Regions from separate parts of the Homo sapiens genome. Here region 1 is linked to region 2. The links are chromatin loops, found by intact Hi-C in ENCODE. Cell type or tissue: heart right ventricle. All regions are shown on one strand. Each heading gives the region's core, and the rest is flanking DNA. Links, peaks and the distances in the headings are about the cores only.

What was found. Hi-C counts contacts between places; a loop is a spot of excess contacts. Peaks named below come from ENCODE experiments on the same cell type or tissue, not always from the same donor. Only the 100,000 strongest peaks of a DNase experiment are listed, where the experiment ranks them.
Region 1: it touches region 2 in a loop (1.9-fold over the local background); 4 of 110 quality-filtered maps call a loop at or near these places.

Annotation. Positions count from the first base shown.
Region 1 is chr3:156,718,039-156,729,553 of GRCh38, forward strand. No RefSeq gene overlaps it. Among named protein-coding and RNA genes, the nearest start is that of TIPARP-AS1, 48 kb to the left of the region's middle. In heart right ventricle, for the core only: no CTCF peak of the experiment used is centred there; no DNase peak of the experiment used is centred there; H3K27ac peaks cover 901 bases.
Region 2 is chr3:156,822,259-156,832,301 of GRCh38, forward strand. It overlaps LEKR1 (leucine, glutamate and lysine rich 1), which reads left to right and starts at 4,095. Exons shown (of 13, transcript NM_001004316.3): 1 at 4,095-4,118; 2 at 7,028-7,119. The coding sequence starts at 7,072. RefSeq lists an enhancer at 4,568-4,627 and a silencer at 4,942-5,236. In heart right ventricle, for the core only: no CTCF peak of the experiment used is centred there; a DNase peak (open chromatin) is centred at 4,043; H3K4me3 peaks cover 1,834 bases; H3K27ac peaks cover 2,176 bases.

The DNA of each region.
Region 1 (11,515 bases), core at 2,069-10,068, 100 kb before region 2:
AGAGGAGAAAATATATTCACTATTTATTAACTGGAACTGGATCATCATTCAGTAAATGTCCATCAGTAAAATGGGAATAATAACAGTACCTACCTCACAAAGTTATGAGGCTCATCATCTTCACGTTGAGTAGGCTGAGGAGGAGGAGGAAGGGGGGGTTGGTCTTGCTGTTTCAGGGGTGGCAGAAGCATAAGAAATCTATACGTAAGTGAACCTGCACAATTCAAACCTGTGTCTTTCAAGAGTCAGCTGTATAGTGGTGATTGAGATGGTTATGGTGGTAGCGGAGGTGGTGATGTTCATGGTCAAGGCGATCATGCAGGTCATGATGATGGTGATGGTAATCATAGTATTGTTGCTATTGGCAGCGGTGGTGGTGAAAAGGGGAGGAAATCTAGACACACAGGAGTTGATTGAGAAAGGGGTTTAATAAATGTTTTATTGACCCAGTTCCAGCACAGAGACTTGTAGAAGGGAAGTACAAAAATGTTGACCTTGATCTCTGCCTAATAATTCAATCTAATAACTTTGGAGTCAAAAGCTTTTATTTATTGTTTGTTTGGGGAGAGATAGCGACCTATAGTGAATGGCATTTTTATTTAATATACTCTTAGCTAATGGGCTTCTTGATTTTGAAAGTGGAGTTTTCGCATTCACCCCATTCTTGATGGAAAGAGGCAGGGCTATCTTACTGTACAACTCCAGGGAGCATTCATTATTCAGTTGTCAGTGTGAATGGCACCCCCGGAGAAGTTTAGTGCCCAGACTGCAGCTGTACTCATGGCCTTGGCATAACAGAGTAGCCTGCAGTAGTCTGAGAAACTGGGGGCTGGGCTCTGAATTCAGGAAACATTTAGAAAGGCAGAAAGTTTTCTGAAAGGAAAAGAATAGTACCAACAACAGGGAAACAGGCCAGGCTCAACACTGGACAGAATTATTAAGACATTCCCAGCAATGGGCAGCAGTGCATGAACTTAGGAAGGGCATTGTTTTGATGCCTAGATTGTAAATTCTTTCCAGTTCTTAACTGTATTTACCCTGTGTTATCCACAAGTCTTAAGGAAAGTCTTACAATAGTTACTCTTGGAGTCATATAGATTAGGAATAGATAAGCCTGCAGGTGATAGAGAACTGAGCCAAGAGAGGGACATTAGGCAACCAGAAAAAATCTAACATAGCAGAAGAATTCAAGTACTGCTCTAGGCTGAATGTTTGTGTCTTCCCAAAATTCGTATGTTGAAATCAATCCCCAGTATGATGGTATTTGGAGGTGGGGCCTTGGGGAGGTGATTAGGTCATGATAGAGCACTCAGTGGGATTAGTGTCTTTATAAAAGAGACCCCAAAGAGCTCCCTCTTCCCTTCTGCCATGTGAAAACACAGCGAGATGATACCTGTCTTATGAACTAAGAAGTGGGCCCTCACCAAATCTGCCAGCACCTCAATCTTGGACTTTCCAGACTTCAAACTGTGAGAAATAAATTTCTGTTGTTTATAATTTCCCAGTTTATGGTAACTTGTTATAGCACTCTCAATGTACTCAGACAGGACTTTCTACAAAAAAATCAGGGGCATATAGTAGCTTTCCCATAAGTGGGATGGGAGGAGTTGAATTATTTTATTGAAATATTAAAGAAAAGGGTGACCCTGGAAAGCTGGAGAACTTGGAGATATATAGGTACAATAATTATATTTACTGATATTTATTGAACATTTACTATGTGCTAGGCTTTGTATTAAGTGCCTTATGTGCCTTATCTCAATTTACCATTAAGAAAATAAAACATACAATAAATTATTTTAATCAAGAGAATGTAGCCAATATGTGACAGAGCCCTATTTAAACCTAAATCTACTAAATTTCAAGTTCACACTACAAATTATTGATCACTAAATATTTTGACTATAAATTTCTATCACTGAAAACTTTGGGAGCATCCACTCCAATCTATGTATATTTATATATTCATAAATTAGATATGTATTTTTTCCATTAATAAATACATTATAAAACAAATACAAAAATAGAAATAAATTAAGAAATAGATTAATAAGTAATATAAAATAAAAGATAAGATTTTTTAAAAAGAAATGTATTTTTATATTTATTAAATATACACAAAATGCTTTTTTGTTCTCACTAAAAAATATTAATAGTAGCTGGAAAAAGAATATCCCAAAGACACATCTGAATGGAAGAAGCCCATCACTGGCTGAGCTTACTAAATCATAATACCACTTTTTCATTCTTAATCTCCTTAAGCAAAAATTTCTGTTGAAAATCAGCTAGGAAATATTCATAGTTCTAGATGTCAATCAGTTGTTCTTGCAAACTAATAGAAAAACGTATTTTTATATTTTTAACATATCTCTTCAAATTTTACTGAAAGTCTTCATTTAGATAGCATTTAAATGAAAATTCTGCTTCCAAGTGTTTCTAAGAATGCAGATGTGGACATTTTTATGTGATAATACTTTTTAAGAAACAATTACATAAAATGGAAACATATCAAAATTTTATTTTTCAGAATTTTTCATAGTAGGTTTCTTGTGAAATTACATATGTTTTTCTCACTATTTAAAAATGTCCTTTTACCTTGAAAAGACAGTTTAAATTTTGAGTCTTTTTTTATTTTTCCCCAAAATATCTTCTAGGTCACTAGAATCAGCTGCTTGTCGTCAGGGGAAAAAAAAAAGGTCAGCAACTTTGAGATATGTGTTCTCATAAAATAAAAATATCGTGAGATAACCTGGGTGTAATGTAAAGATTTTCATGGGTACAATTCTCCTTCCCACTCTCATCACCCCCCCCCCCCGCCCCCACAGTCTTATAACATTTTGCAAAAGTGGAACTATTTAGGACAAGGTTTGCCAAATGTTTTCTGTAATGGGTTTGATAGTAAATCTTTTAGGTGTTGTGGGACATATGGTCTCTGTCACAACTACTAAACTCTGCCATTGTCTGAAAGCAGCCATAGACAATATGCAAAAGAATGAGCATGCTGTGCTCCAGTAAAACTTCATTTGCAAAGATAGGCAGCAGGCCAGATTTGGCTCAGGGAACATAGTTGGCCGACCCCTAATTTAAATTATATAATCCTAAACCCACTTAACCAAGAACCAACAAAATGCAATATGTTACAACACCTTGAAAGGGAAAAAAGGGTGGATACTTCCCTCTGCTCCAGGAACCTCTCATTCTTTCTGGAGGGTACTATGCCTACTGTACATGATATGTGCTCATTCAACAGACAGCCCCAATGAGAGTGTTAAAATATGAGGAAACAGCATTTTTTCATTTTTTAAAGATAAAAATAAATATAAACATGTTATAATATTTGTCTTTCATCTCAATTGATCATTATATGCACCCCACTTTCAAGATACTGGCTTAAAGCTACTGCACATTTGCCTGCAAAAGCAGGTCATTGAGGTAAAAATGGTAAAGGTACACAGGACCTTTACTGTCTTTTATCCAACTTTCAGATGTGAGGCACCAATGTGATAGCTTGGTGCCTTCAAGGATGAAGTTCAAGTGTTTCAGAGATGAAACAATGGACGAAGAAACAGAACAGGGCTGTGGCTCTTGGTCAAACTTGTTAATCACCATCCAGACAAGGTCTATCTAGACAAGGTCTAGAAACCAGATGTGTCAAACAGTGAATAAATAATTTTTCCTTAGTGAATGACTGCAGAGACCACAGCGAGGTGCAGAAAATTTGGGACCCATTCTTAAGGAATAAGTTTAACTTTAGATGAACTAAGACAGACACATCAAAATATAGTCTATGTCTGCCAGAGTGTCACTGTGCATCACAGACCCACTCCCAAGTAAAGGAGGGAGGAAATCACTCTGACTCAGCAGAATGGTGTATTTCACCATCTCTAGGAGATGTGTTACCTGAGTATAAGATAAGGCACCAGATTTTTTTAATTGTGTTCTTTCACAGATAGCCACAGTGGCAATAATTTAGTTGATTTGATCAAGATAGACTGCCAAACTGGAAAATTCTGGTAAAACATGATCTACTTGATGTAAAGTGATGTGGTTTGTTTAGACTTATTGAACTGGAAAATGCCAAATTTCTTTTTCCTTGGCACCACATGAGTATTGTCTGCAATTACTAAGTGCAGAATCCCAGACCAAATCAAGACATCACCGAGCTGACAGTGCATTGTCCTTAAGCAGCCATGGCTTCCCCTGAAGACAAAGGGGAACTCTATCTTCTCTATTTCATAAGTTTGAGCTGGAGTCAGTTTCTATGTGTCAAGTATTTGTAAATCTGGACATTATTTGTCAATGAAGATTCCTCTGATCACATTAAGTTTTGTAGGCCCTTGTAGGTCCCCACCCCTAACCCCCTCTGGAAATTCCTGCTGAATCAACATATTCTGTTCTCTTTGGGACAGAGAAATGGACCACACAATTTGACACAAAATGAATAGAAATGTGAATAGAATGTGAAAGCAGGAAAGTAGTGTTACTTTTCAAGTAGCAAAGGACTCTGCCTAGAGAAAGCTTGAATTCTAGTCTCAGCTTTTCTGAGAGCTTTGACCAAATAACTTAACCCCTCTAGGTCTCAGTTTCCTTATCTTTAAAATAGTGGGGCAGATCTTTACTGTCCTTTCCAACTCAATTTCTCTTACAAGAAATTGTAAATCTGTAGCTTAAATCATTAGTAGTAAAGACTTTGACCTTAGAGACATAATAAGCTTCATAGGGAATGTCATCTGATTTCAACTGAGTGACTCCAAAGAGGGATGTCAAAAATAGAAGGTGGAAAATACAAGTCAAAATTCAAGATTATTCGTAATTGTCACGCAGATCTCCACAGGACTCTCAAGGCATATTTGCTGCCTGTATTAGAGCAGTCCCTCCTTGGGATGGAGCTCCTTTCAGAGTCTTGAGTTGTAGAATTCTTTCTGAATTATTGTTTCTCTGTCTCTCTCAGGTTTTTCTCTCTCCACCTCTGCTATCTAGTGCCCACATGGCATCACTTTCCCTCCCTCCCACAAGAATACTAGAGGATGTGTGTTGTTAAGAGCCACAAAAATAAAAGCCTTCCCTGAAACCTGATCATGAGGACAAGGAACCCTGATGTGGAGCTAGCCCAGCCTTCTCTAGTGACCCACTTTTTGATAACTTCCTCCCCTACGACCAGGTTCTGTCAGCACACATAAGAGGCCTGAGTTTGGAAAGGCCTGCACTGGGAAAGGCCTACACTTGGAAAGACCTCTTGCAATACTGACTCTGGCTTTCTCCCCTGGGGCTTGTGACGCAGTGGAAGACCAATGGCCAATAAGCTGGTGTTCAGAAAGACCTTTCATCTGCACCCTACTTCACAGAGTGGGTAGACTCTGCCACCAACTGATAGCATTCATTTCTTGAATGGAGTATTCAAAGATTCTGCCAACAAGATGATGAGCAGTTTCTGTCCTCTTTTCCCCTTCTTGGTCAGGTTGTGCTCTCTGACTCAGCTCCAAATGCAGCTGCTCTCTGGGGTGTTACCATAGCTTTTTGTAATGAGCCATTTCTCTTTCCTGCAGCCCCAATGGGACTCAAACTGTAGGCCACTCTGCCAATTCTCCAAGCTCTGCCCCTGTGCAAATTCTCACATCCAGCTTGTAGTAGATGGAAATTTTTACAAGTGACTTAATTTCTCACAATTCCACTAGATACATATTTAATGCATTTTTAAAATAGATAATGTCATTTCCATGGCTCTTTCAGATTATCGATGGGACATTTTCAAATAAAACTTGTGTGTGCTTAAGTGCTTTATTTAATAGGAGACAGATTTTATTTCCACAAGAAGCAGAGATTGTAAGTATTATTTGGTGTCCTTCCCTGGCATAGCACTGTAGGAAGCAACAGAGATTGTGCTCAAAATACAGACAGCTAAAAAACATTTGATTTCCATCGTGTTTCTTAAAATTTTACTGGTAGCTAAAGGCTCTTATCAATCCGTAATTTTAAGTGGTCCAGAACATAAATTAGCTGTGAGAACTGAGAAAAACATTTCTGCTGGAGCAAGTTCATTCTTAGAAACCAAGGCCTACCCTACCTTAGAAGAGGAAAAATTATATATGCGTTGGAAAGTTTTTCAGAAAAAAATCAACTTTTTCCAATTCTCTATCAGAATATTGGTCAAGTTAGTTATTCAAATCTTTCAATGGATCAGAAATGAGTGCACTATCTTCCAAAGAGGATATCTATCCCACAAGAAAATGCCTTTCCTGAAATGTTTCCTAAGCTCAATCTTACAAAGACCATCATACTCAAGCCCGGGCTGAGAAATGCCTATATATTGGGCCAGCCAAGAAGGTAACTACACAACTGATTTTAGGAGCTTTTCCCCTTTTAACATTTAAAATTTATTCCAGCTGAAAATGTGATGTGTAAATACACATGGAAAGAACTTTGGATAAAATATATCTGTAATTATTTATACTGCAATGCTTTATTTTGCAAAACATCTGTTTATTTAAATAGCTAATATATGCACCAGTAAAAACAATGTGAAAGTTACAGAAGGACATACAGAGGTTATAAGTATTGTTTGATGTCCTTCTAATTCTAATTCTCCCCTAACCCCTGCTGAGGCAAAAACTGTTATCAGTTTTTTTTAATATATCCTCCCAAAGATTATAGCATATTAAACAAAACACATAGTTCTTGCACCTTGCTCTTTTTCACTTAACAATTTATCTTGGACCCCAACCTCATTCTGTTTAATGGCTGAAAAGTGTTCTCTCATATGGATGTTCCATAATTTACTTAACCAGCCCCTGACTTGCATATGTACCATTCTTTCTATAGATTTAATTCCTAGAAGTGGGATTGTTGGATCAAAGGATAATGCATTTTAATTTTGGATAGATACCACAGTGTTGCCCACCTTAGAGACTGAACCAATTTACCAGCATTCCCTGAATACGTCTGTCCACCAAAAAAAAAAAAGAAAAAAAAAATAGTATGAGAGGACAATGGTCTCCTAATCAGTCTCTTTGTTCATTTGACTTTATATCCTTGTGGATTTGCTTTAAAAACAGAAAAGTAAATGTAACAGAATGTGATACAATTAGCATAATATTATCATTCAGGTCTCAAAATGCTACACCCTCAGCAAAGCTTCCCGGACCACCTCAACACTCACATCCTCACTCTCTAGGCCATTATCCTTTGTGCTGTCTTAATATTGCTTGCCACTATCAGCAATTACTTTGCTTCTTTGTTGATTTGCTTATTTTTCCCCCTACCAGCCACCCACCACTAGAAGTCTTGGGAAAGCAGGAAGCATTCATATTGTTTGCCCAGCATTTTGAACAGTACCCTGGCACTAATCAACACTCAATAAATGTATATTGAATGAAACGCTGGGTCCAAAGATAATGGTACCAAAAGATGTAAGTTTGCTCTGGAATGATTTTCCAGAGCCCTCCAAGAAAGACACAGGCTTCAGGCTCAGAAGAGTTTCTAATACATTCTGAGTATATTCTACAGGGTTTGGGGGAGGAAAAAGAGGTTCCCATCAATTTCAAGGAAAACAAATGGTGCTGGTAGAAACTATCCAGTCCTTTGATTAGGACCTGAAGAAAAATAAACTGCATTATTCTTGGTTCTGAGCAAACTATGAGTGAAAATGAAATATACATTAATATTTGTAAAGTGGTTTGAAGAACAACATTTTAAAATGAAAAAGCAGAGGTCTTTGACTTTTAGTCTATGAAGCACTGTGTTTTGAGGAAGTTCCGTCAGGCAGTATCTGCAGCAGAGTGATTCACAGAATACAGGTAGTAATAAATGAGTGTTTGTCGAAGGGGTGTTTCTAAATCCTGGAAAGGTTATTCGGCTGGGTCCTGGGTGTGGCTGACAGGTTTAGCTAGGCCTAATTAATTGGATTCAGCCCTGTGGGAAACTTTAGTAATGACTGTTGGTATAAACATTTCACACCACCCATTCACTGGCTTGGCACCAGGAAGACATGAAAATGTCATTTGAGTTTTTTAGACGTTATATATCCTGAAAGATAGAGGAGACTCCATGTGAATTTTCCCGCTGGAAAATATTTCTCAGTTTTGATTAATTAAATACCTGAAGCAGGTTCCTCTTAATTGCCGAAAAATGTGAATTTCTCAGAATAGTGAGAGAGTCTGCTGCTCAGTTTCTTATGTAAAAATTGCATCTAGGCTTTTAGGCATCAGTCCCGTGCCAAGGGGTGGCTTTGGGACTTTAGGCCCACTTTATCACCATTGGGCCCCCTTCCCCAATTCTTTATATGAACAATTGGTGTTTTCTTAAGCTTATATGAAGTGCTACGAAAGCATGGCTTCAAGGTCCAGCTGGCACCCACTTCCATCTGAAATGCTGCTCCTAATCATCCCTATAGAGAAGACACTCCTGGGCATGGTCATCCAGACTTGAAGACAGAGGAGAAAGCAGCCATCCCTGCACTGTCTAAAGACAGCCTCCTTTGTCAGGTTCTTCTGACAAATGAGGTTCTTCTTCTAGTCAGACGTACCACCTCCAGGAAATTTATTCTTAGTAGCCTTTCATAGAGTTTTCTGCTATAATCTCAGTGAGCCCAGCCATCTAAGTGAACTTCTGACTTTGTGGAAGAATGTGGTGGGACTGGGTGATCCTGTGTAGGACAAACCAGCAGCACTTGGTTTAGGAGAACTCCAAGTCTGCCAAGTGGTTTCTTCTCAGGCTCAGGCTCTACAAGTAGAAACTTCCAAATATTAATATTTAACACTTAGCAAAAGGGCCTGATTGTCACACAGGACCCTCACTCTAAGGGCTGTACCAAGTTCTGACCCCTCTAGACCTGGGCACTTGAACAGCTGCCCTCTCCAAAGCTTGGAAGAAAAGACAATGTAGAATTGGGAGTGACCAGAGGCATTTTGGGGTTTGTTTGAATCACCTGATTTCTAAGATATAAGGACCAAAGTTGATCCAAAGGGTTGATACTTTTTCACTTAGTATATTTTCCCTAGCTCTTTTGTAAAATACCCTTCACAGAAAAATGAGCTACACATTTGGATTTAAGAAATGTACAAGACTCTGAAAAGAGGTAATGCTAGAATTCTGCCATAAGTAAGATTCCCCAATATATTTCCATGGAAGTTGTCAAATATCTATCTGCCTGCCTTGGATTTTCTATCCAGAAAATAAGAATTTTCCTACAATTAAGTTTCCTGAAGAAAGAGGAGGAGAGAAACACATACTTCCTAGCATGTGAAATGGGGAGCACTGTTAGATTCCCACTCATATGAACCACCAAGATTGTTTCTGAAACAAAATACCCTCTAATTGAGTTGCCCCTTACAAATGCTCATTTTGCCAAGACTGGCTTAGTCTTCACAATGTCTGCCCTTCAAATGATATCTCATAGCAACCTGTGTGTCGACTCAGTTTTCCAGGGCTGAGGGCACAATGGTAAGGATAGGGCTTTCTCTGTAGTTTCTAAATCTTCTGCATAACTGTTCAGTCCAGGACCTGTGGACAGCCAGCGTGGCTATAGCTATAGCCTAACCCTGAGGCAAAACTGTATTTTAAAACCCAGTGTGGGGTATCAAGTCAGGAGATCTGAGATTTTGTCCTAGCTGAGGGAGTGTGAACAAATCATCTGACCTCTATATATTTGTACTTTGTCTGTGGCATAGAGGCCATTCTATGAATGGCTATAAATAGGCTTGTGACTGACTGTCTCTGAAGAAATCACAGATGATCAGATCTTCTGTGATTTCTTCAGAGACAGTCAGTCACAAGCCTTTTTAAATGTCCTTTCTCACTGAGGTGGGTAAGAGGAGTGCAGGGTTCTCAGGGGTACCAACAAGGCAAGGCCCAGCTGTTATCCCCAGTGGCTAACATAATGTAGTCAAGGTTCATTCATCACTCATCTAGTACTTATTGAGTCCCTACTGACCTGAGCCATGCATGGGTCTAGGCCCTGGGGATAGAGCAGCCAAGAAAACATCATCATTTCCTGCCTTCAAGAAGCTTCATTTGCATATGGCACGAAAGGCTGGCCCACAGTCGTTCTGATACAGAGCTAGAGCCTTTAGAGAGCTAAGGGGCTAGCCCTCAACCAGTGCTTCATTTTTCATATGTATATTAATGTTTTCTCCCTGTCAAGCTTGCAAGATACCCCAAGAGTATGTGTTGTCCAGAGGCAGTAGAGCCACCCAGGGTGGGAGCAGATGAATGTGAGCCTAGCCTCAAGAGTAGCACTTGACCCTGTTGCTGAGACACTTGTTGTGCACCCCTGGACCAGCAGCTCCCACTTTGGCCCATTTCTTTGTTGACAAAGTAGGGATGATGCTATGTGCTTGTCTCCTAGGGATGCCTGTGAATCATTCACCAGTCACTATTGGAAAAGTCCATTTCAGACGTAAGGGCAAGTCAATGAAATGAGCTTTGCAACTTGCCTCCGCACAGCTAACTTGCTGCTAGCCTTTCAGGAGACCCACGTGTAAACACAGGACCGTGTAATTAACCTGATGTCAACACCAGCTGTACAAAGGCACAAGGCTAAGGGGAGTCAGGTGGCCCAGGAGAGAGACAATCAGCAAACTTTGGGAGAGAAAGAGCCCTTTTCTCTGGCTTTTTATTCACATCCCTTTAAGGGAGGAATGACCTACCAAATGTGTGTAAACAGTTTCCGGGACTGGTGAGTTTCATTCACACAGAAAGAACAGAAAGTTACCCTGGAAGGCATTTATTTTCTGAGAGGCCATGGGCAGCCAGCGGCTGTGGGCACTTATCCAGGTTCTTCAGGTGGAAGCCTGAATTGCCCCCAGCAAATAATTTGAGATGGTGGTGTCTGTTGTGCTAAGTAGGGCATGGAAGATGCACTGTGTTTGGTCCTGGCGGCTGCTGACAGAGTTGGGGGAGAGGTGGAATTTAATGGTTAAATTTCTATCCCCCATTTTTCCCAATGTTTTTCTTCACATGGGAAAAACCTAGATATTTTGATGAGATGATTTATAGTGAATAAAGCAACTTGAAAATTGAAGGAGTGAAAGAAAGCCATGTTGTTATTATAGCAACAAAAATTGTAAAAGTGAATTCAACATGAGGCTAAAACATAAAGAGCTTTGAAGAATGTCAGGGCAAGACGTGGCATTGCTAAGGACTTCTTGTTTCCACAGTTTAAAGGAAAACTTTTTAAATCAACTTGTTATCCCTCCTCCCCTCAGAAATAATGTAAAGCTTATCTTAAGAAAGGTAGAGCATCCTAGCAAAGGAGGAAATGTTTTGGGTTTAAGCTAATATAAATTAGGAGCCAGACCTCTTGCTTATCTGTGACTAGTAGCCAACTGTCCACCAACCCTTCCTGCCTTCATTCCTTTTCTTCTTTTTCTTCTTGTCCTTACTCCCTTCTCTCCCCCTCTTCTAATCAGGATTAACAGGTTTTAGTAGTTGAAGTAAAAATGGACACCTTTTTGACCTCTCTGTCCTCTAAGATGTTCAAAGTGCATCACATGCCTAGAGTGACTGAAAAGTAACAAGA
Region 2 (10,043 bases), core at 225-8,224:
AGGCCCCACCAGAGTAGCTAGGTACAGAATGTCCATTGGTGCATTCACAAACCCTGAACTAGACACAGGGTGCTGATTGGTGTGTTTACAAACCTTGAGCTAGATACAGAGTGCTGATTGGTGTATTTACAATCCCTTAGCTAGACATAAAGGTTCTCCAAGGCCCCACCAGAGTAGCTAGTTACAGAGTGTCAATTGGTGCATTCACAAACCCTGAGCTAGACACAGGGTGCTGATTGGTGTATTTACAAACCTTGAGCTAGATACAGAGTGCCAATTGGTGTATTTACAATCCCTGAGCTAGACATAAAGGTTCTCCAAGTTCCCACTAGACTCAGGAGCCCAGCTGGTTTCACCCAGTGGGTCTCGCACTGGGGCTGCACAGGAGCTGCCTGCCAATCCCACGCTGTGAGCCCACACTCCTCAGCCCTTGGGTGGTCGATGGGACTGGGTGCCATGGAGCAGGGAGCGACACTTGTTGGGGAGCCTCCGGCGGCACAGGAGCCCACGGAGGGGGTGGGAGGCTCAGGCATGGCGGGCTTGCAGGTCCCGAGCGCTGCTCCACGGGAAGGCAGCTAAGGCCCAGCGAGAAATCGAGTGCAGCGCCAGTGGGCTGGCACTGCGGGGGGACCCAGTACAACCTCCACAGCCACTGGCCTGGGTGCTAAGCCCCTCATTGCCCGTGGCTGGCAGGGCCGGCTGGCTGCTCCGAGTGCGGGGCCTGCCAAGCCCACGCCCACCCGGAACTCCAGCTGGCCCGCAAGCACGGCGCGCAGCCCCAGTTCCCGCTCGCCCCTCTCCCTCCACACCTCCCTGCAAGCTGAGGGAGCCAGCTCTGGCCTTGGCCAGCCCAGAAAGGGGCTCCCACAGTGCAGCAGTGGGCTGAAGGGTTCCTCAAGTGCCACTAAAGTGGGAGCCCAGGCAGAGGAGGCGCCAAGAGCGAGCAAGGGCTCTGAGGACTGCCAGCACGCTGTCGCCTCTCGCTTGGATAGAGTTCCTACATTTTTATCAGAATTGCAGGCAACATACCTCTTCTACATGCTTTTCATGGTGGGGGAGGAGGAAACAAAGGAGGGAGCATAAAACTACTTTTTGAAGTGAAGAACGACATTTCCCTGCTGGATACATATTTTATGTAAATTCACAACAGTAACAAAAGCACAGACACTGTGTCCTCATAAACCAACACAAAGTTCTGCAGACCATGTGGAAAGCCCTAGGTTAGTCGCTTTAGAGCGTCTCTATTCCAAAAACTGAGAGCATTTCCTTCCCCAGGGATCACTGACAATACGGGGTTGGGAGCGGGGAATAAAGGGTCATAAAAAGAAGTTAACAGCAGCTTAATTTGGCTATTACTGGATAATTTTTAAAAGTCGAAGTAAAAAGTGAAAATTAGCTCAATTAAAAACTAATGGGGTAACCCAAAACTTTATTTAATATGCCCAATGATGGGATTATTTTAAATTGTACTTCAATTCTAGTATGGACAGTAATGGGGTGGGAAGACAGAGGGAGGGCAAGTGAGAAACCTGAAAAGGGAGAGACCAAGACAAAACACCAACATAGGGCACAGGATTCGTGGCTTTTTTTTTTTTCTTAAACCTATTTTGTAACATCTTGTCACAACACTTCCTTTGCACTATCTTCTTTCAGGAATAACACTTTTTGCTGCTACGCTTTAAAAAATGTCATTCATCACAACTTAACTCTTATCCTTTGAAATTCTTACTGGGGTCTACTGCTTTCCAACTTTCTTTTTCTTTGTTTTCTTTTTTTAAGAGACAGGGTCGGGCTCTGTCACCTAGACTGGAGTGCAGTGGCCAGATCATAGACTGCAGCCTCAAATTCCTGGGCTCAAGTGATCCTCTCACCTAGGCCTTTCTGAGTAAAGACTACAGGTGTGTGTCACCACACCATGCTAATTTTTTTTTTTTTTATAGTGACAGAGTCTCACTATATTGCCCAGGCCAGTCTCAAACTCCTGGCTTCAAGAGATCCTCCTGCCTCAGCCTGCCAAAGCTCTGGGATTATAGGCATGAACCACCACGCCCAGCCCAACTTTCTATGATAATGAAAATGTTCAGTATCTATGGTGTATCATACATTACCTACATGACTACTGAGTACTTAAAATATGGCTAATGCAATATAGCAATGGAATTTTTAAACATACTTCATTTTAGTGAAATTAGTTACATGAGGCCACCTTACTGGACAGTGCAGGTCTAAGGGAAATTTACAGTGGAAAGGAAATTGGTCTCAAAGGCAATATGCAGACAAATAAACACAGATGAAATTAAACCAAGGAGTGAACTGCAGCCTTTGAGCTGGATTTTCTCCCATCCTTAAAGTGTTGCCTTTCCTTATCCTATAAACAAAGTACTCAATAAAGAAAACTAGCCTCAGAACAGAGTGATCTTGCATTAGGTGTGCAAATTCCTGTCCCAGATAGGTACCAGTTTTGGTGCCCTGTATCTAAACTTCCATTATCACAAAATGAGAGCAGTCCTACCCTCACTATCTCTCAGATAAATATGACGAGGATGAATAGCTCTGAAAGTTATTTGGGCTTCTCATAAGCATGTTATAGTTGACCACTTGGTTGACTGTCCTCTAGGCCTCTTAATCCTTTCTTCTTTGAGGGAGTGGAAACAGAAAATCAAGGGTAGGCATTGGGGCAAAAATATCAGTCAGGTTAAATGTACAAGATACATCTACTAGACTTTTTTTTTTTTTTTTTTTTTTGAGACTGAGTCTTGGTCTGTCGCCCAGGCTGGAGTGCAGTGGCATTATCTCGGCTCAGGGTAAGCTCTGCCTCCCAGGTTCACGCCATTCTCCTGCCTCAGCCTCCCGAGTAGCCCAAGTAGCTGGGACTACAGGCGCCCGCCACCACGCCCGGCTACTTTTTTGTATTTTTAGTAGAGACGGGGTTTCACCGTGTTAGCCAGGATGATCTCGATCTCCTGACCTTGTGATCTGCCCGCCTTGGCCTCCCAAAGTGCTGGAATTACAGGCCCGAGCCACCGCGCCCAGCCACATCTACTAGACTTTTTAGTGCCAAGGAACAAGGCACTAGTGTTCAGTACTTCCTGGTGTCATTAATTAGTAGTTATCAATAAGCAGTTTGGTGTACCGATACTGCTCTGCGTCATTTAATCACTTCTCTAAATCTATAGGTTCAATTAATTTTCTTTGTATTTACTTAATCTTATTTTATTCAATAGCAAACCAGTCTCTTTGCCTGCTACAGAGCCATCGATGTTTTCTTTGGTTCTTGGAAGAACTGTACTTCGACCTTATATAATCCTCAGAAAGGCAAGATCTGGACTACGAATGAGTCACCTGCTAATTACACCAATGGCTGCTCCTGCCTTGACCAGTCACAGAGTATCACCCTATCTCGGTATGCTGCTCTGCTTGTCGCGTAGTAGGTCTATAAATACTTGTTTTATGAATGAATGTATGAACAAAGGGAAGTTAGTCACGTGTAAGGGTGGGTAGCCTGCGATAAATAAAGTGTAGACTAGGAGGTCTCAAAATACTTTTTGAACTAAGCCCTTAATCTTCACTACTTTGGACTAGAATGGAAATGTCACCAACGCCTTCCCAATTAATTTGTCCTGGCTGTAATGACTGAAACCAGAACTTCCCTTTACACCCATGACCTCTACAGGCATCTCTTTTTCCTCTGCTCAAGAACAGTAACTGCTCACTGCTGTGTCTACCACATAGGCCCCAGAGCAAGGGGTGATAGGTAGGGCTATAGGCTCCCGACTCCCGACTCCCGGCAGTGCCTCTCTCCAACCCCCCACGAGGCTGGGACAGCTCCCTCCATCTCAGCAGTCGCTACCAAGCACCCGACCCACTCTCGCCCACCTCATCCCTCGATCCCCTTCCCTCCCTCTCACAGCATTCCGCGTAAGACTAGCCCAGCCTTCCGAGCCCCACCACCAGTTTTCCCACTTCCGCCCGGCGCGTGAGACCCTGGGCGGTGCAGGGGAGCGTTGACGACAGACGTGGGCCGTGACGTCGCCGCGCCCTGACGTCCAGCCGACTGGCGGCGCGGTCGCCCGGGAGACCGGGAAAGCCGTTTCACACCCGTCCTAGTCGAAGTCGAGGTGAGGGACGATGGCTTTCCTCAGCCTGGGATGACCCGGTCCTCCAAATGCAGTTCCGGAGTGGAGGCGTGCTCGCACCCGGGGAGAGAGCCAGAAAGCTGAGCCGCGGCGCCCCAGCGAGAGCACGAGGCCCCGGGTCTGGACTCCGCCACCACGCTCCTCTGCGGCCCCTTCCTGGTGTCTGCCAGCCCGCGGGGCCCAGGCGCGGTCCGCCTTCCTCCCAGCCCCGGGGAACGCGCGGCTCTGCTTCCTCACCCCCGCACCCTCCTCCTCCTCCTCTTCCGGCCACTGCAGGTCCAGGGGGAACGGGGTTAGAAAGGGACAGATTTGAAAGCCATTCCAGCAGTTTTGTCTGGCCTTGCGGTTGGTTTCTGTGTGGAAGAGCCTGCCGCTTCAGGAAAGTCTTAGGATGTGAACTCCCGCCTTCACCTGCCCCTGACCTGCTCGTTGTGGGTGATTCACGCCATGGGAATGGTTCTTTACGTAAGGGCTTGAAAGCTGAACGTGAGTTAATGGCCTGACGTGACACTAGTGTGAGAAACGGAATTGGAAACGAACAAGGACGTGTCTGCATTTTAAAAAATGTCTTTTCGGTGATCTTGTTAGAGAGGAGGTTCACAAACACCCACGTAGCTGCAGCCACTTATCACTGCACCTCTTGCCAAAGTGCGGTCCACATACGTGCAATGAGAAAGGATTAAAGGGACTTGTTTGATAACACACGCAAAACTATGTAAGACTAAATTTAAAAAATTACAGATTTTCCCTGTTGCCAAAAGGGAAAGACCCTTCTTTTTTCTTGAGAAACTTAGTATTTGTGAATGCTTCCTCTATTTAATATGTATGCAAATGTTTTTAAAGACCTAGGAATGCTTTTCTTGAGGACCTGGAAGCCATTTCTTTAAAATGTAAACATCAAGGAAGATAGGGCCCCAGTCTCCTTGTCACTTTGGGAGTTTAACCTAGGTGCGTTATTCCTAATTGTAAACACCTGTTTCGTTATGGAGCTGTGCATTACTTAGGAGGAAAGCCGTTAGCTAACACAGGTGGTTACCCCAATTACCAGATGAATTAAAGAGGAAATATAAAAGAATGTATAGAACACTATGTTAAGCCCTCTTACATGAGGACACGTTACCAGTTTCCTTGAGAATGTGTAATGGATTGTGTCTCCTTGGCTGTATAAAAGAGGGATTTCCTTCTCTCTTTGTAACCTCATTAGCAGATTAGCCGTGATGTGCATCAAAGTCTAGTTGAATGCCTAATAAAATTGTTGTCTTTCTGCATTGTGGAGCATTTTCTGGGTTGGCAGGACTTTTAATTTTTAGTTTCCCCCCGATAATCAGAACCTGCCAATTCCTCCCCTTCTTATGCTAAGGCCATAAAGTTGGAATAGATTCACAGACAATGAAGGCACTACACAAAAACTGTTCTACTGGTGCTTTGTTTATACTGTCATTTAGATCCGTGCTCTCAGATAACTTTATGGGTGAAATTTTAAAAGGATGTTTAGATGGTAATTTTTTGGAAAATTCTCCCAATAGAGTTGAAGTTACTATTTCATTTTACTGATGGCAAATCCACCATTAAATGACAGAAATGAGAATAATGAGCCTTCTGGGCTCTTGCCACATGATTATGACAATCTGCCAAACATCAGATTATGTTTGGGCTTATGTTGACATGGTTAATGGTACCTCCATTGCAGACCTCAGTTAACTTTACCACACATGTCATATTATGTTTTATGTGGGAAGACATAAAGCTCATTAGTTTTTGGTTTTAAACAGCAACTCACTGAAATGAGTCTTTGTGCTAACACAGGGAACAAGGAATCTTCTCTTCCACTAGTGGTTGCACCATTTACAAAGATAATGCCACTATAGGACTTTTTGACAACTACGGTTTCCCTGCTACCTTGCTGTATGGCCGGGGTTGCTCTCTCTGATAGAGTACTTTGCTTCTCCAGTCTCTTGTCAAAATCCTGCCCTGATTGAATACAAGCAACCTCAGGAAGCCTTCACTAACTCCCACCTCTCATCTGAAACATAAGATCTTTTCCTTTCTTGAACTCTTAGACTGCTCTTGTCTATGCCTTCTTCCCTGCTATGGAATTGTGCCTGTATCATCTGACTCTGCTGCCACTGCCCTCGCCCTTCTCCTGACTTCTTAGATATGTATAAACAGCCCTTACTCGTGAGGGAAGGATTTAAAAAAAAAAACAAAAAACCCAAAGTGCTCCTCCATTTATCCTCTGGTTTTATGAAAGTAGTGACTGACCTTTATATTGAATGGCTTTTATTAGAAAAAGAAAATCTGTTAAAAGTAAAATATCTGCATAAAATTATATAAATGTCCATCTTAGATAAAATTGGCACTTGGCTTCTTATTTTTTGATCACTCTTCTGTTCAGTGTTTGCATATCATATTTAATATGGTATCTCTAAATGCTCTTTTTCTGTATTTCATCATTTAATCCAGCATTCATGCCACAATTGCTTTTTTCATCTGCTAAAATACTATATTTTCATACTTTTTCTAGCAGCATTTCAGAAAAATATTTGATTTTTAAAATACACTGAAATGTGTATTTAAAATTTTAGTCATTATGTATTTGAAAAACAATTAGTAGTAAATCACAACAGAAATTATTAGACTATAAAGTTCTAACAAAAGAGAAAATATTCTTTCTAACTTAGCAGTCTCTATAGTTCTCTCCTGTTCTATTGGCCCAATAACTAACGGAGAAAACCCTAACTGTACCTTCTAACATTGAGCTGATGAAATAAGCATCTGTTGAAACAGTTATCACCATTCATCCCCAAATACTTCTAGGAGTTTATAAAGCATCTTAATTTGAATGTTCTCTACATTATTTCTGTTCTGACTGTTGCCATCAATGTTCTTAGATTTCCTTTGGCTTCAAAGCTCTCTCACCATATTTTGGGAAGTTATGGATCATCACATTCCCATGCATGCGTTGCCTGAAGAAATCCAAAAGGTATGATATATTGTGTTGCTACAGCCTAACAGTGGGAACATGTAGCAGTTACATAATTCTAAAACCTAGAGGAGTGAATTCATTAATTTTGGTCATAGGATCTGAATGAATTGGTGGAGTGGGAGAGGGAATAATTATTATCATAATGAGCAGAATTGTAGAATTCAATTCAGTATGAAGAATTTTGCTGCTATGGAAGAAGACATATATCTAATTCCAGTACAGTATTTGACCAGGTGGTTGTGGAGCCCTAGTGAAAAGCAGGCATCAGAAACGTCCATGTGTGTTTTAATGGGGCTGGATTTCTAAGCCTCTATTATGGTTTGACCAACATTAATTCTCAGTACTTACTGTGTGCCAAGCACTGTTTTAAGCCCCTTTTATGCAGATGACCCTTGAACAACATGGAACTAAATTGTGTAGGTCCACTTATATGTGGGTTTTTAAAATAAATATATTGGAAAATGTTTTGAAGATTTGGAATGGTTTGAAAAAACTCACAGGCGAACCAAGTAGCCTAGAAATATTGAAAAAATTAAGAAAAAGGCATGTCATGAATGCATAAAATGTATGTAGACACTAGTCTATTTTGTCATTTACTACCATAAAATATGCACAAATCTATTATAAAAAGGTAAAATTTATCAAAACTTATGCACACAGACACTTAAGAAACTACGTGGTGCTATTTGCAGTCAAGAGATGTAAAAAAACATAACGAAGAAGTATTAAATTGTAACTACGTAAAATTAACTGTAATATATACTATACAAATGTAATAATTTTGTAGCTACCTCCTGTTGCTTTTGCAGTGAGCTCAGGCATTGTGATTATCTCCTTAAAACACTGTGTGATAATCATGGCCATGTGAGCAGTTCTTCCCTTCAGGAAAAAGTGATCTTGAAGTTCTTGTGTATTTTTCATCATGTTTAGTGCAATTTCATAAGCTTTGGATAACAACAAAGGACACATTTAGCATGCCACTACCTGATGCTGGAAGTACTTTCAAGAAGCAGAGAAAAGTCATGACATTACAAAGAAAAAGTTGAATTGCTTGATGTGTACTGTAGAATGTGGTGTGCAGCTGTGGTTGCCCACTATTTCAAGATAAATGAATCCAGTGTAAGGACCATTAGATATGTATATATAAAGGAAATTTATGATGTTGTAGCTACAGCTATGCCAACAGGTGCAAAAACCATGTACTTTTTGCAAAATCTCTTATAATGAAAGCATAGTTTTTATGTGGGTGCAGAATTGTTATAAGAAAGGCATACCTGTAGACTCTAATATGATTCAAGAAAAAACAAAGTCATTCCACAGAGTGAGCAGAGAGTGGTGAAAAGTCTCGGAGAGAAAAAAAAATCATTATATGGCAACTTAAAAGGTGAAAGATCTAAAGCTGGATAATTTAATGCCAGCAAAGGATGGTTTGGTAATTTTTGAAAGAGGTTTGGCATAAAAAAGAAAAAGTCAAGATAACAGGGGAAACATCTTTTGCTGACCAAGATGCAGCAGACAAGTTCCCAGATGTCATTAAGAAAATCATTAAGAAGAAAGGGGGTTTTTGGTTTCTTTTTTATTGTTTTTGTATTTGTTTGTTTTGTTTTTTTGCAGTAAAGAAAGTTTAATTGATATGAGGCCACTGTGGCATGTGGCAGATGGAGTTATTACTCAAATCAATCTCCGAAAATTTGCAGGGTAGGGATTTTCAAGGATAGTTTGGCAGGCGGTGGGGCTAGGGTATGGGAGCTGCTGATTGATTGGGGATGCAGTCATAGGGGTGTAGAAAATGGTCCATGTGTGAAGACGGAGAGTCCAAGTGGGGCATCAGTCATTAGAAATACAAAAGCCTGAAAAAACATCTCAAAAGGCCAATTGTAGGTTCTACAATAGTGATGTTAATTACAGGAATAATTAGGGAAGTTGCAAATCCATTGGAATAATGGCTCCTAGTCATTTACACCTACATATTAGCAGAATGCAGACCCCTCTAATTCTCTTAACCTTTTGGCTTTTATTAGTTTTACAAAGATGGCTTAGTTTAAGGGATATTATTTAAACTATAAAGTTCTCCCAAAGTTAGATTGGCCCATACCCAGAAATTGTGTATTAGTTTGTTCTCATGCTGTTAATAAAGACATACCTGAGACTGGGTAATTTATAAAGGAAAGAGGTTTAATTGGCTCACAGTTCCACATGGCTGGGGAGGCCTCACAATCATGGCTGAAGAACAAGGGATGTCTTACATGATGGCAGGCAACACAGAACTTGTGCAGGGGCGCTCCTCTTTATAAAACCATCAGATCTTGTGAGACTTATTCACTATCATGAGAAGAGCATGATAAAGGTTCACCCTCATGATTCAATTATCTCCCACCAGGTCCCCCTCACGATGTGGGAATTGTGAGAGCTACAATTCAAGATGAGATTTGGGTGGGGGCACAGCCAAACCATATCAAATGACCAAGGGCAGTTTGGAGGTTAAAGGCAAGACTGAATTTGGTTAGGTCAGAATTTTCTCACTGTTACAATTTTTGCAAAGACAGTTTTAATCCCCCTCCTTTGGGTTTCATCATACCTTATTTTTAATCTGTGTGTTATGGAAATGGAAAAAGGCCTACAGCCACTGTAACTTCTTCCTGCTCACAGGGGCAGATTTGGAGTGGGAGTTGCCCTCAGGGTAAGAGGAGTGAAACTGTCTTGTAATTGTTGGTATGTATTCATGTGTGCCAGGTTGAGATCCCAAGGTCTGCATAAGAAAACATTGGTGCTCTTATCCACAGCTTTCACACAGCACTTAAGTGAACAGGTGGACTATAAGACAAATAATGAGCCCCAACATAAGGAGAGAAAGTCCTCACTTCAGGAATCCCTGTAGAACTGACCTGAAGCCTTAAGGGATACAGGTGAATGACCCCAAG